Regions from separate parts of the Homo sapiens genome. Here region 2 is linked to region 1. A link is a loop called in an ENCODE intact Hi-C map of the cell type or tissue named here. Cell type or tissue: CD4-positive, alpha-beta T cell. All regions are shown on one strand. Links, peaks and the distances in the headings refer to the core of each region. The heading gives the core; the rest is flanking DNA.

The links. Hi-C counts contacts between places; a loop is a spot of excess contacts. Peaks named below come from ENCODE experiments on the same cell type or tissue, not always from the same donor. Only the 100,000 strongest peaks of a DNase experiment are listed, where the experiment ranks them.
Region 2: a loop joins it to region 1, with 4 times the contacts of the local background. A loop is called at or near these places in 1 of 110 quality-filtered maps.

What each region holds. Positions count from the first base shown.
Region 1 is chr13:98,992,344-98,997,343 of GRCh38, reverse strand. It overlaps a transcript of DOCK9 not described here. Among named protein-coding and RNA genes, the nearest start is that of DOCK9, 17 kb to the right of the region's middle. RefSeq lists enhancers at 2,773-3,274, 4,116-5,000. In CD4-positive, alpha-beta T cell, for the core only: no CTCF peak of the experiment used is centred there; a DNase peak (open chromatin) is centred at 2,283; H3K27ac peaks cover 374 bases.
Region 2 is chr13:99,215,656-99,223,829 of GRCh38, reverse strand. The region is part of intron 1 of UBAC2 (UBA domain containing 2); the gene reads right to left. It also overlaps the pseudogene H2AZP3. Among named protein-coding and RNA genes, the nearest start is that of UBAC2, 19 kb to the right of the region's middle. In CD4-positive, alpha-beta T cell, for the core only: no CTCF peak of the experiment used is centred there; DNase peaks (open chromatin) are centred at 3,089, 4,649 and 6,219; H3K4me3 peaks cover 3,060 bases; H3K27ac peaks cover 4,285 bases.

The DNA.
Region 1 (5,000 bases), core at 1-5,000:
ACTCCAAGTTTTCTTATTGTTTGCCTCTGGGCGTGGGGTGGGCGAACCCTGCCTGAATAACCAGAGGAAAGTGAGGTGATCCACAGAGGGCCACAGCTCAGTGATTTTACAGTGTTCGCTTTAGTTCCTGAGACGTGTGGGCCTGCAGGCAGCAGACACAGGTGCCCTGCGAAGCGGCGTGTTCTAGGGTAAGTGCGCTGTGAGTGTCTGCTGCACACATTGACTACACATTCGAGAAGCCCTCTTTTCCCTCTTTTCCACTGTCCTCTTGTAGAAACCCTGGATAGTCAGCACATCTCCCAATACTCCTTTCCCATTCAGGTTGTGAGAGGGGAGCACATGTCTTTTCTTGTCTTCTTTCTGTTATGCCAGCTGAGGAATGAGTACCGATTGGACTTAGTATGCAAGGAGTTTCTTTGGATTTCAGAAGATCCGCATTTTTGGGGTAAAACTATGCTGTTTGCTTTACCATTGGCAGAGCAACTTACTTCCAAGTTATTATAATAAGAAATATAAACAATAAAACCAAGGAAGGTAAAGGATTAGATCAGGAGTGCCCAATCTTTTGGCTTCCCTGGGCCACACTGGAAGAAGAAGAATTGTCCTGGGCCACACATAAAATACACTAACACTAGTGATAGCTGATGAGCTTTTAAAAAATTGCAAAACTCATAATGTTTTAAGAAAGTGAAAGTTTACGAATTTGTGTTGGGCTGCATTCAAAGCCATCCTGGGCCACATATGGCCCTGGGCCGTGGATTGGACAAGCTTGGATTAGATTATCCCCTCCAGGTCAGAAATTCTTTGATTTTGAAATAGATTATTGGAATATATGGGTAATGTAAGGACCTGTAAGGCACAGTCCAGTTGGAATGTGAAATATACATTTGTGAAGAGTTAGTTATATAATATTAGTATTGATCTTAGCTCTAGATGGCTTACAAGGTATAACATAAGTCAGCTAGTGATGAATTGCTGTTAGTACTACTCGGGATCTGGAAAAAGATGTGTGACCGCTGTCTTAGTTGTGTTCTGCTTTGTGCCGTGGACACTGTGAGTGAGAAGGATGGGTTGTGGTAATTACGAGCAGCACTTGTATTACTGAGGGCTCCATCCTTGGCCAGCATCCTCTTTTTAGGTGATGACATTCACTTTCATTGTTGTAGCCACCACCTGTCTATATGTGGTCATCTCTGTTTGCATCTGAAGGCCTATACCTCATCCCAGTGCGTATATGTCCATATGCCATCTGCTATTTAAAGCCCTTTGGTGGCTTTCCATTTAGCTCAGGTTGAAATACACAATCCTCAATATGCCTGCCATGGCTAACAAGGCCCAATATGATCTGCACCGTGCTTACCCTACTGGGCTCATCGTGTGCTGTTCTCCCCTGGACCACTGCACTGAATGGGCCACTGTTCAGCTGCTCAAAGAGGGCAAACTATTCTGCGCTTCAGGGCCTTTGCACATGCTATTTCCTCACCCCTCAATTTGCACTAACTCAGCCACTATTCAGAATTCACTCCTCCTTCTAGCCATGTTTAAAAGTATCTTCCGGCCGGGCGCAGTGGCTCACACCTGTAATCCCAGCACTTTGGGAGGCCTAGACGGGCGGATCACAAGGTGAGGAGATCGAGACCATCCTGGCTAACACGCTGAAACCCCGTCTCTACTGAAAATACAAAAAATTAGCCGGGCGTGGTGGCAGGTGCCTGTAGTCCCAGCTACTCGGGAGGCTGAGGCAGGAGAATGGTGTGAACTCGGGGGGCGGAGCTTGCAGTGAGCCGAGATCGCGCCACTGTACTCCAGCCTGGGGGACAGAGCGAGACTCTGTCTCAAAAAAAAAAAAAAAAAAAAAGTATCTTCCTCAAAGGAGGCTTATTTAACCTGAGACTAGTTACGCATCCTCTACTTTTCTTTCATTGCACTTAACACAATTGTAAATAAACTAGTAATCGTGTTGCTAGTTGTTTACTGGTTGATTTCATTGTGGTCTCTGAGTATGCTTGTAGAAAGCCTGGTCAGCACATCTCCCAATACTCCTTCCTTCCAGCCTGCTTGCTGGTGTATATGATGAACCACTGTAATGTTTTTACTTCACACGACACCCCAGCATTAGCTTTTCATGAGTGAAATAAATTAATAGAAACAGTCTGCAAACAAAGATTTCCTCGGGAACGGTGTTTTGTTTCTGTCATGGTGTGACTTGGAGTCTGTAATGACTGATGGGCCTGCACATGTGTCTATCTAGCAGATACACTTCTAACAGCACAATTCACATCCTTTTGATTTTTTTCCCATGCGTACATTTCTTTAGAGCACCTGGGTTGTTTATGCAATTTCCTGTTTGTCAAAGGGTAATAACCATACCTCACGAACTTAGAATTTTTCACTCGTTTACAATTTAAAGTGAACAGAAAAGTAAAACTTAAGTGTTTAATATTTTTGAGCTTCTAGAATATTTTAATATGTAATAATTATATATTTGACACAAAGAATTGGTTACCATATATATGTTCTTAATTTTTTTGTAGAAGTCATACAAAAGAATGTATGGAAAGAAAGGGGAAGCGGAATTACCACTTGATATACAGACAAAAAAGACATTTTACTAGGAGCACAATTAAGAGGAAGGAACAATGAATTAATTGATCTTGATCAAGGATATAATTATATATTAGATATATAATTACATAATATATACACTCATATCTGATTATATATGAGTAACACAATTATATGTAAATGTAGGATGAATACACTGAACTCTCTGGACACACATTCCTTTGTCACAGAAGAAGATTCAAATTTGAAAAGTAATTCTCCCGGTAGGATTGGTGCTGCATTTCTCAGCCTTAGCACTGTTGACATTTTGGGCTGGATAATTCTTTGTTGAGGGGGCCGGTTTCTGTATTATACCATGTTTGGCAGCATCCTTGGCCCTACCCAGTATATGGCAGGTACAACCCCCCTTCTGCAAGTCATGACAGCCAAAAATGCTTCCAGATAGTGCCACATTCCCTGCTGGAGGGTAAAATCACCCCCAGTGGGGAACCACTAGATTAGAATACCTGATGCTTCAGGTTACAAAGGAGAAGTGCTCAAACAAGCCCAAGTGGGCAGAACAGCTTCTGTCCTAGGAGATGGTAGGCACCCCAGCTTCTGTTGGGACTCACGCCAACAGCCCTTCACCTGCAGTAGACTTTTCTAAAGTAGATAAAGTCTAGTCCATTGATTATTTTTTTATTTTAAAGTTTTTTTATTTTAATATATTTCTTATTCTTTAAGGACCATCCCAAACCCAGCTTTGCAAGGAGCTCTTCCTTCAATCACACATTTACTCCTGTGAATTGGATTGCCCGCAATCTCACATTACAACTTGATGATACTAAGGTTTATTGTTGATAGTAATGTCATAATATTTTTTTCTCTTTGAAGTACAACTTATTTACTTCCTTGAATTTTCAACATAAGCAAATTTCACATATTAGATAATTCTAACTACAGTGAGAGAAAACATTTAATAAACTTTAAAAACCAAAACTTTTATTTATTATTTACAATATAAACTTTATTTACAAACTTTATTTATTTTTATTTTTTGAGACGGAGTCTCGCTCTGTCACCCATGCTGGAGTGCAGTGACGCAATCTCAGCTTACTGCAAGCTCCGCCTCCCGGGTTCACGCCATTCTCCTGCCTCAGCCTCCAGGGACTACAGGTGCCCGCCACCACCTAGTGGAAGTATTCCTAGTGAAGACATGTTGTTTTCCATAGTTACTGCCTTCCTTCACTGATCACAAGCCCATCAGTCTTTCCTTTCTTTATCATGGTTTGTTATTTCTGATTGCTTCTCTCCAAGACAGCCACCTAAAATAATAGACACTCTCATGTAAATTATACACATCTTCCTAGGAACAGTTTAAAAAATTTCCTACCTCTCAAAGGCTGCTGTGAAGTAGATTTGAAGGCGAATGTTACTCTGCTTAAATTGTTTCTCATGTCACATAATGAGATAACAACATATGGGTAGAGAATCTGAGAATTAGGAATTTGGAGTCTCATACGGGGTCCGTAATGATCAAGTTACCATATTATGCCCCTGTCATTTACCCAGGAATTGTGCCGGTAATTGAAGTATTAACTACCAGATACCCATATTTACTTTGGAGTAATTATTTTTATTACTGCATATGCTGTGGAAAAGAGGCTGTGTTTTACACTTCTCATTGAGGAGGCAGAGTCCATACTCCTGACTAAGACTGCAGCTGTCTTCATTCTGATTCCACCTACCTTTCTGTCTTTTTCTCCTGCTTTGCCATGCTGGGGGTGCTGCTTCATCTAAAGTCTTGCTGTTTCCCAAACACACCATGCTCTTTCAGACTTCCACACCTTTCTGGATATGTACTTCCTTTTTGCTTGAACACCTTTTACTCTCTTCACTGCTTCAGAACGTCTTGCTTATTCTTTAAGACTTTGCTTTTCAAGTTTGCTCCCTGAGCCAGCAGCATCAGGAGAGCTGTGGATTCTCAGCTGCTGTATTAGTCCATTCTCATGCTGCTAATAAAGACATACCTGAGACTGTAATTTATAAAGGAAAGAGGTTTAATGGACTCACAGTTCCACATGGCTGGAGAAGCCTCACAATCATGGTGGAAGGCGAAGGAAAAGCAAAGGCACATCTTATGTGGCGGCAGGCAAGTGGGGTGTGCTGGGGAACTCCCTTTTATTAAACCATCAGATCTCATGAGACTTACTCATGAGAACAGCAGGGGAAAAACCTGGCCCCATGATTCACTTACTTCCCACCGGATCTCTCCCATGACACGTGAGGATTATTACAATTTAAGGTGAGATTTGGGTTTAGACACAGAGCCAAACCATATCAGCTGCATTCTAGACCCGCTGAGTAGACCTACCCAACTGAAGGGAAGCTGGGAGGGGAGGCTCATGGTAGCTCCGAGGAGGGCCTGGGGGAGATCGGAGTGCCCTTAAGGGGCT
Region 2 (8,174 bases), core at 1,838-6,837, 220 kb before region 1:
AAAAATCAGAAGCCAACAGCAGAAAGATGGAAAATCCCCCAAATATGTGAAAACTCAACAACACATTTCTAAACAATATCTGGGTCAAAGAGGAAGTCACAAAGGAAATTAGAGTATATTTAAAACAGAATAAAAAAATGAAGCACAACCAAGCAAAATTTGTGGACTGCAGATAGAGCAATGCTTAGAGGGGAAAATGTAGCATAAAAATGCTTATATTAGGAAGAAAAAAGGTCTCACATAATGGTGTAGGTTACAATCTTAAAAAAAAAAAAAAAAAAAAAAAACAGAAAAAGAGAAAGAAGAGCAAATTAAAACCTAAGCAAGCAGATATAAAGAAATAATTAAGAGTAGAAATCAATGAAATGGAAAAAACAAACTATAATAGAGACAAATCAATGAAACTCAAAGCTGGTTCTTGAGATCAATAAAACTGATACACTTCTAGCAGAAATGATCAGGACAAAAAGAGAGAAGACACAATTATCAGTATCAGGAATAAAGAGGAGGCATCACTACTGACCCCAGAGACATTAAAAGGATAGTAAGAAGTTGCACAACAATGTGAATGTACTTAATGTCACTGAACTGTACACTTAAAAATAGTTAAAACAGTAAGTTTTATGTTATGTATTTCTTATCACTACTAAAATGTCTTATCACAACTAAATTTTTTTTTGAAAGGGAATGTTAGGAAATACTTTACGCCCATAAATTTGATAACTTAGATGAAACAGGCAAACTCCTTGGAAGACACAACCTACCAAAGCTCATTCAAGAAGAAATGGGTAACTTAAATAGTCCTACAGATATTATGAAATTGAATTTATAGTTAAAAGACTTCCAACAAAGAAAACTCCAAGTCTGATGGCTTCAGGGGAGAATTCTACCAAGCATTTAAATACCAATTCTATACAAACTCTGTTACAACACAGAAAAATAGAGAACACTTTCCAACTCATGTTATGAAGCCAGTGTTACACTGTTAGCAAAGCCATGCAAAGATATTAAAAGGCAAAAAATAGACCAATATACTTTATGAACGTATTAACAGATGCAAAATTCTCAACAAAACATCAGTAAATCAAACCTAGCATTATATAAAAAGAATACATCATGACCAAATAATGCTTATCCTGGGAATGCAAAGCAAATCAATGTAATTTACCATATCAACAAGTTAAAGTATACTATGAAACCATTCTCATCCTGCCCAATTACTGCTTATTCTATGAAACCAATTTGTCATCAATCCATAAGGCTAAACTGACCACTTACTGCTATGTAATTACCAATGGGCTACCCCTTTGATCTAACCTCAATTATTAATTACTAATATAACCAACTAGTAACTACTAATACCAACCAACATTTATTAAGCACTTAGGAAGTGGAGGTATTAGCATCACACTTTATGTGTGCTACTTTGCTCCTGCCACTCCCACTACAGGGCCTATGTGCCTGTTACTCTCTCTACCCAAAATGTTCTTCCCACGTCCAGCTTATTCTCACCATTGAGTCCTCATTTCTAAGAGCACCTCCTCAGAGTGGCCTTCCATCGTGATTTTTTGCTTTTGAGTGCATCATCCTGGTTAATTTACTCTGTGGCATTCTTTACTACTTGAAATTCTTTGTTTGCTTCTTTGTCCGTCTCCTTCATCAGAATGTAAACCCTGTGAAGACAGGGTCCTAGTTGTCTTGCTCACTGCCATATCCCCATAGCCAGAATGCCACCACTTAGCACACAGTTGCCTTTCAGTAACTATGTGGTGAATGAATTACTTACACGGTTTAAACCTCAAAATAACCCTATGAGGCAGACATCACTCTTCTCAGATTTATACAGAAGACAAAACTGTGACTCGGAGAGTACATTACCTATCCATGACTAGAAAATGTCTTAGCCGGGGTTCCTCTAAGAGTAAAAGGTGAGACAAAGGCTTCCAGGCAGGGACTTTATTTTGGAATGTGATCCCAGGGAGCAGTAGTGAAGGACACGGGGAGCGAAACAGAGGAAGAGTCCAAAGAAGGGCACTGTCAAGTAGGCGATCACCATGAGTGACAGATGTTTCTGACAGGTGCTGGAACCTGCAGGACTTTCCGAGAAGCCTTGTGAATGTGTCTCAACTACCATCCCAGGTGGAACAGGGCAGCATTTTTATCCATCAGCTTCCATCCTCAATGGTCTAGAGTGGCCATAGAAAAGAAGCCCCATGGGAGGAACACAGAAATAGGAACAAAAAACCAGCTTACACACCAAATGGGACTCTGTAGAAATAAAATAAAAGGTGAGGCTGAGTACACTGAAACAGTGTGCAAGAAGAAGCTAGTGAGCAGCAGAACCAGAATTCAAGCTCTGATAATCCGGACTACAAACACAACTGACTACACTGCACTGCCATATAGTGCCACGGTTCAAACAAATTTTCACCTTCATGGTGGATTTCAAGTGAAAGACATACACAATCACAAACAGCACTAATAGAAATCAAAGTAGTGCCCTGTGTAACAAAAGTAAATGTAATTGTGAACGAAATATAAAAAGACTGCAGTTTGTGGAGGTTGCAACACAGATCCAAGAAATCCATTTCTAGGAATTTAGCCCAAAGTAATTATCATAAATGTGCACAAAGATTCTGCTACAACAATGTTCATCGCAGCACTGTTTATAATAGTGAAAAGACCAGAAACAATATGAATATCTAATTGGGAAATGGGTAAATTATGTTCTATCCATAAAAATGGGATAATATTCAACATTAAGCAATAGGTTGTAGAAAAATATTTTGTACCTTGGAAAGATGTTCCTAAATAGTAAGCGCAAAATATTCTAGTGGTATTATTATACAAAAATAATATATAAATACTTTTTTTAAAAAAGCATCTACCAAAATATTAACAGAGATAATCTCTGGTCTGTTCATGGGAGATCTTAATTTTTTACCAAAAAAAAATCGATTTTGACAATTAGAAAAAATAATTTGTAACTAGTTACTAATTCAAGAAAAAGATCCATATGGTGAATCCTTATGCACTGAGATGGGGCAAGTCACTAGTAATCTTCGGCCTCTCTGTGAGCAGAGCCAGGAAGTGGTTCATACGCACAGAACCCAAGCAGAGATCAAACAGAAGGTTAAGAAAAAGTCACTTCTCTGCAGGAGATCCTTTTACCTTTGAAAACAGGGATGCTACAAATTTTGAGAATAACAGACAACGCATTAATCTAAAAGTAAAAATGCAAAATACCTCTCTGGCAAAGATAATATAAAAATATAAAGTTTAAGAATTCCTTTTGGGTCTGATTTCTCTTTGGTTTGACCTAAGTACATAGTCATTTCTTTGAGGCAATAAATACTAATCAGGCTTGGGTGACTACGTATTATCCTAAAATAAATATTACAGTATATGTGGATTATTTTATGCCAGGCACTGTGCTAATAAAAGCACTTTACATGTAATACCATCTCAGTGAATTACTATAATAGCCCTGAAGCACGAATTAATTATCAGCATTCTCTAGGTGAAGAAATAAACTAAGAAAGGCTAAATAACTCACTGAAGGTCACAGCTAGTTAGTAGAGGGGCTGGGATTTGAACTTGGTTCTGCCTGACTATAAAGAAACCATTTCTTTCTAATATATAAGAAGGAACTATGATAACTTTATATGTGTACTATTTTAATACTTAAGATATATCTTTTTGGTTCCACAAAACGTCAAGCACAGAATTATGACATGACCTAGCAATTCCACTCTGAGGAATATACCCAAGAAAACTGAAAACACAGGATTTTTTTTTCCACAAAAACCTACATACAAATGTTCATAGTAGCATTATCATAACACAAAAAGTGGATACAAACCAATGTCCATCAACAAATGAACAAAATGTATATCCATACAATAGAATATTATTCAGTCATAAGAGGAATGGATCCTGATACATGCTACAACATAGATGAACCTCAAAAACATTATGCTAAGTGAAAAAAAGCCAGTCATATAAAGTTATGTACTATATGACTCCACTTATATGAAATGTCCAGAATTTAAAAATCCATACAGACTGAAAGCAGATTAGTGTTTGTCAGGGACAGTTGGGAGAAGGTAATAGGGCATGACGGCTTAATACAGGGATGTCTAATCTTTTGGTTTCCCTGGGCCACACTGGAAAAGAAGAATTATCTTGGGCCACACATAAAGTACACTAACACTAACAATAGTTGATAAGCTTAAAAAAATTGAAAAAAATCTCAGAATGTTTTAAGAAAGTTTACAAATTTGTGTTGGGCTGCATTCAAAGCTGTCTTGGGTCGCATATGGCCCATGGGCTGCAGGGTGGACAAGCCTGGCTTAATGGGCACTCCGTTTCTTTCTGGCGTGATAAAATGTTCTGCAATTAAATTGTGGTTGCTGTTAATTGCACAACAATGTAAATGTACTGGAAGTCAATAAGTGAACATTTTTAAATGGTTAAAATGGCCAATTTTAACTGAATAAAAATATGTATCTTTTGGGTACTGGAGACACTAACCACAGGCCTTGCAAAGCTTAGTCCTGTGGGCTGTTACAGAAGCATTCTAGCTGAAGACAGACAGGTAGGGGAGCAACCCAGAAACTCTGCCTGCCTCCACAAGTCACGCATGTAAAAATACACACATCAAAAAGCCCTGTATGGTTCACACCCTTGAGAGGAGGAGCCGCCATATCCTACCACAACATTGGTTTTCCTATGTCTGACTACTTAACTATTTGGTAAACTTCTCAGGGTTCTCACAAGAATGGGGTGACTTGGTGTCTCATAAAGTAACTTTCTCATAAAGTTTTTCATCAGAAAGGAGCTAAACCAAAACTAAGGGCAGAAATCCACAAAAGCACAGTAAACCCATGCCTTGCAAGAGACACCTTGCACTTCCACTATGATTTATTCCTCAAGTCTCTGGACTTCCTAAAAGAAAACTTAATGAAACTTAGATTCGGTGACCACGTTAAGGAGGAATGAGTGCCTCCTGGTGATCGTCTCAACAAAGACTGTCCAGGGATCAAAAGGTTCCAGGTTTATTTTTGTTACAGCTGTTTCCCTACAGTGTTTAGAAGTAAAACACTGGAAGCCATCCATCAATCAGCTCCTGTCCCTAATGCATTGAGGAGAATTCAATGACACTGGACACCTGCCACACTGACCGCTCCTCATACAGGTCCCCAGACAACCGGGCAGAGTGCCTGGCTCAGGACAGCAGCCAATAAACACTTGTTATCGAAGCAAGAGTTATACAGTTTATCAGGAAAATAAGCAGGAGAAAGTGCTAAGAAGTTTCCAGGGAAAAAAAAAAAAAGGTCAGGAAAGAGAAGGACTTACCCTCTAGATACAAAAAATGTGCTCCACATCTAAAATACTTAAACAGTGTGAATTAGAGGGGAGGAAAGAGTGAGCTGTAAAATTTAAAATCCTAGTCCTGAAACAGCACCAAACACAGAGGCCTGCATGCCAGAGAAAAGTGTTTCAAATCTGCAAGTCAGCAAAGGCACTGGGCACCTAAATGTTCATTTTGGTCCCACCACTGTGGTGGCCACCAGTTGGGTTTATACTTCTTAGGGAGATTTTATACAAACATTAACACTATGATTAAATGTAAAAAGCAGTAATTACTAAAAGTACTAATTAGACAAGAAATGTAATTATAATGAAATAATAATTTTAAAAGCCAAAATAAGTTTAAAAAATTATGACTGTAACACACAAATATGGGATAAATCAGTTAACAGTTGGAATAACTCTAAATAAAGTAAATCAGGACGCTTACAGAAAGTTCTGGACCATGTGATAAACTGTAAGAGAGAAGAAATAATACTTTTCAAGTGGGGAAATGCGTGGTTAGTGGCAAGAAAACGTGTTGTAAATTCAAGTGCCTACAGAGGCCAGGCAGGCAGTGAAATGGGGGAGTCGATGGCAAGAAGGTGGGCACGAGCTCGGTGGACGCTGCCACCCACCTAACAACTCGGCCCTGAGGCTGCCAGATCATCCGCCTCAGGACATCACAGACACCTTGAATTTAGGTCTGAAATAAGCCAATTTTAAAGTGCTGGCAAGTAACTCTCCTCTCCAACCTGCCCCCCACAACCTCCACAGAGACCAAAGGAAACGCCTGGGGCCTGGAGAAGCACCGCGGGGTGGGCACCCATCAGCGCAGCTGAGACACCAGAGGGCTGCATGCCAGGGCGAGCGCGGGTAACAGCTGGCCCCAAGCCGGGGTGCCTCCCTGTGTTCAAGGACCCAAGAAGTCGGACTCAACCAAACAGGGTGACAAGTAAGGCTGCCCGAGCTACAAAGATGGTGCTGGAACGTCCCCAGGCCACACAAGAGGGTCTGCCTCCACAGAGTTTCAGCATAGCCTACGTGGGTCTGGGTTGGAGAAAGAGGGCAGGCAGAACACACGCCTGCATGGTGGAGAAACCCAAGTCTGGTTTTTAAAGCTCTGATGAGCCACGGGACCTCTCCCTGGGAGAAAAGCGTAAGAGATCCGAGCAGAAAAACCCTTGCAAGTTTGGGCTTCTGAGTGGCCCTTCAGCACCTAATGGATGGAGGGACTGACTCTGCCAACATCTCCAGCCACTGACGCTGAGCAACGGCCTAGCTGAAGTGGGGAACAAGCCCCACTAAAACCCCAAACACTAAAATTAATTCGAAAACGAGGAAAGAGGCCAGGCGCCGTGGCTCACGCCTGTGATCCCAGCACTTTGGGAGGCCGAGGCAGGCAGATCACCCAAGGTCAGGTGTTCGAGACCAGCCTGGCCAACATGGTGAAACCCCGTTTCTACTAAAAATACAAAAATTAGCCGGTCATGGTGGCAGGCGCCTGTAATCCCAGCTACTCGGGAGGCTGAGGCAGGAGAATCACTTGAACCCAAGAGGCAGAGTTTGCAGTGAGCCAAGATCGCACCACTGCACTCCAGCCTGGGGGACAAGGGCAAGACTTCGTCTCAAAAAAAAAAAAAGAAAAAAGAAAAGAGTCCAACAAAAACGACAAAACCAAGAAGACCACCAGGTAAAATTCCAGTCTAAGACAGCAGACCCAGGACACCTGTCCACGTTCCCGCCCTTCCAAAGTTGTTTCAAAATAAAAGAACCCTCAAAACACCAGCGAAATGTGTCCTTTCAACTGAGTCCAGAGAAAGAATCAACAAATACCAAGACCTGGGGAGGAATATGAACAATCTTCGGGAGAATTGAGGGCATTTCTCAAACTGCAGGCATTACCACTACAGCACCAGTTTCTGCCTGCCCTGATCCTGTTATTAATATTTTTCTTTAAATCACCTATGATTTACATAAATATTTTAAACGAAATTTGATATCACTACGGTAAATGGAAAACAAGTGTTGCTTTCTCATTAATAGGTGGTAACTATAAAAATAAACACACTGGGCCGGGCACGGTGGCTCACACCTGTAATCCCAGCACTTTGGGAGGCCAAGGTGAGCGGATCACCTGAGTTCAGGAGTTTGAGACCAGCCTGGCCAACATGGTGAAAACCTGTTTCTACTAAAAATACAAAAATTAGCCAGGTGTGGTGGCGGGCATCTATAATCCTAGCTACTACTTCGGAGGCTGAGGAATGAGAACCCCTTGAACCAGGGAGGCAGAGGTTGCAGTGAGCCGAGATTGCACCACTGCACTCCAGCTGAGGCGTCAGAGTGAGACTGTGTCTCAAAAATACACACACACACACACACACACACACACACAAATATAGGTTGGTACAAAAGTAATTGCCATTTTACCTTTAATGGCAAAAACCGCAATTACTTTTGCACCAACCTATAACAAAACAAAGTTATTAAAGACTAATATTACTTCCTGCTCTTTTTGTTACAATAGGAAAATAGCCTTTATTAGAGAGGTCTTTCAGACTAGCACCACATCAAGATTTTCTCTTTGATCCGATCAGGAATAGTAAGAACTGAAAAGGGCAGTTTGAATCACGGTGCGATGAAGGAGTAGATGGTGGGATCTCACCACGGGTCTGATTAGCCCTTTCTCTGCCTTGCTTGAGCTTCAGCAGAACTCGAAATGGCTGACGGTAAGGCTGGGAAGGACTCCGGAAAGGCCAAGACAAAGGCGGTTTCCCGCTCGCAGAGAGCCGGCTTGCAGTTCCCAGAGGGCTGTATTCATC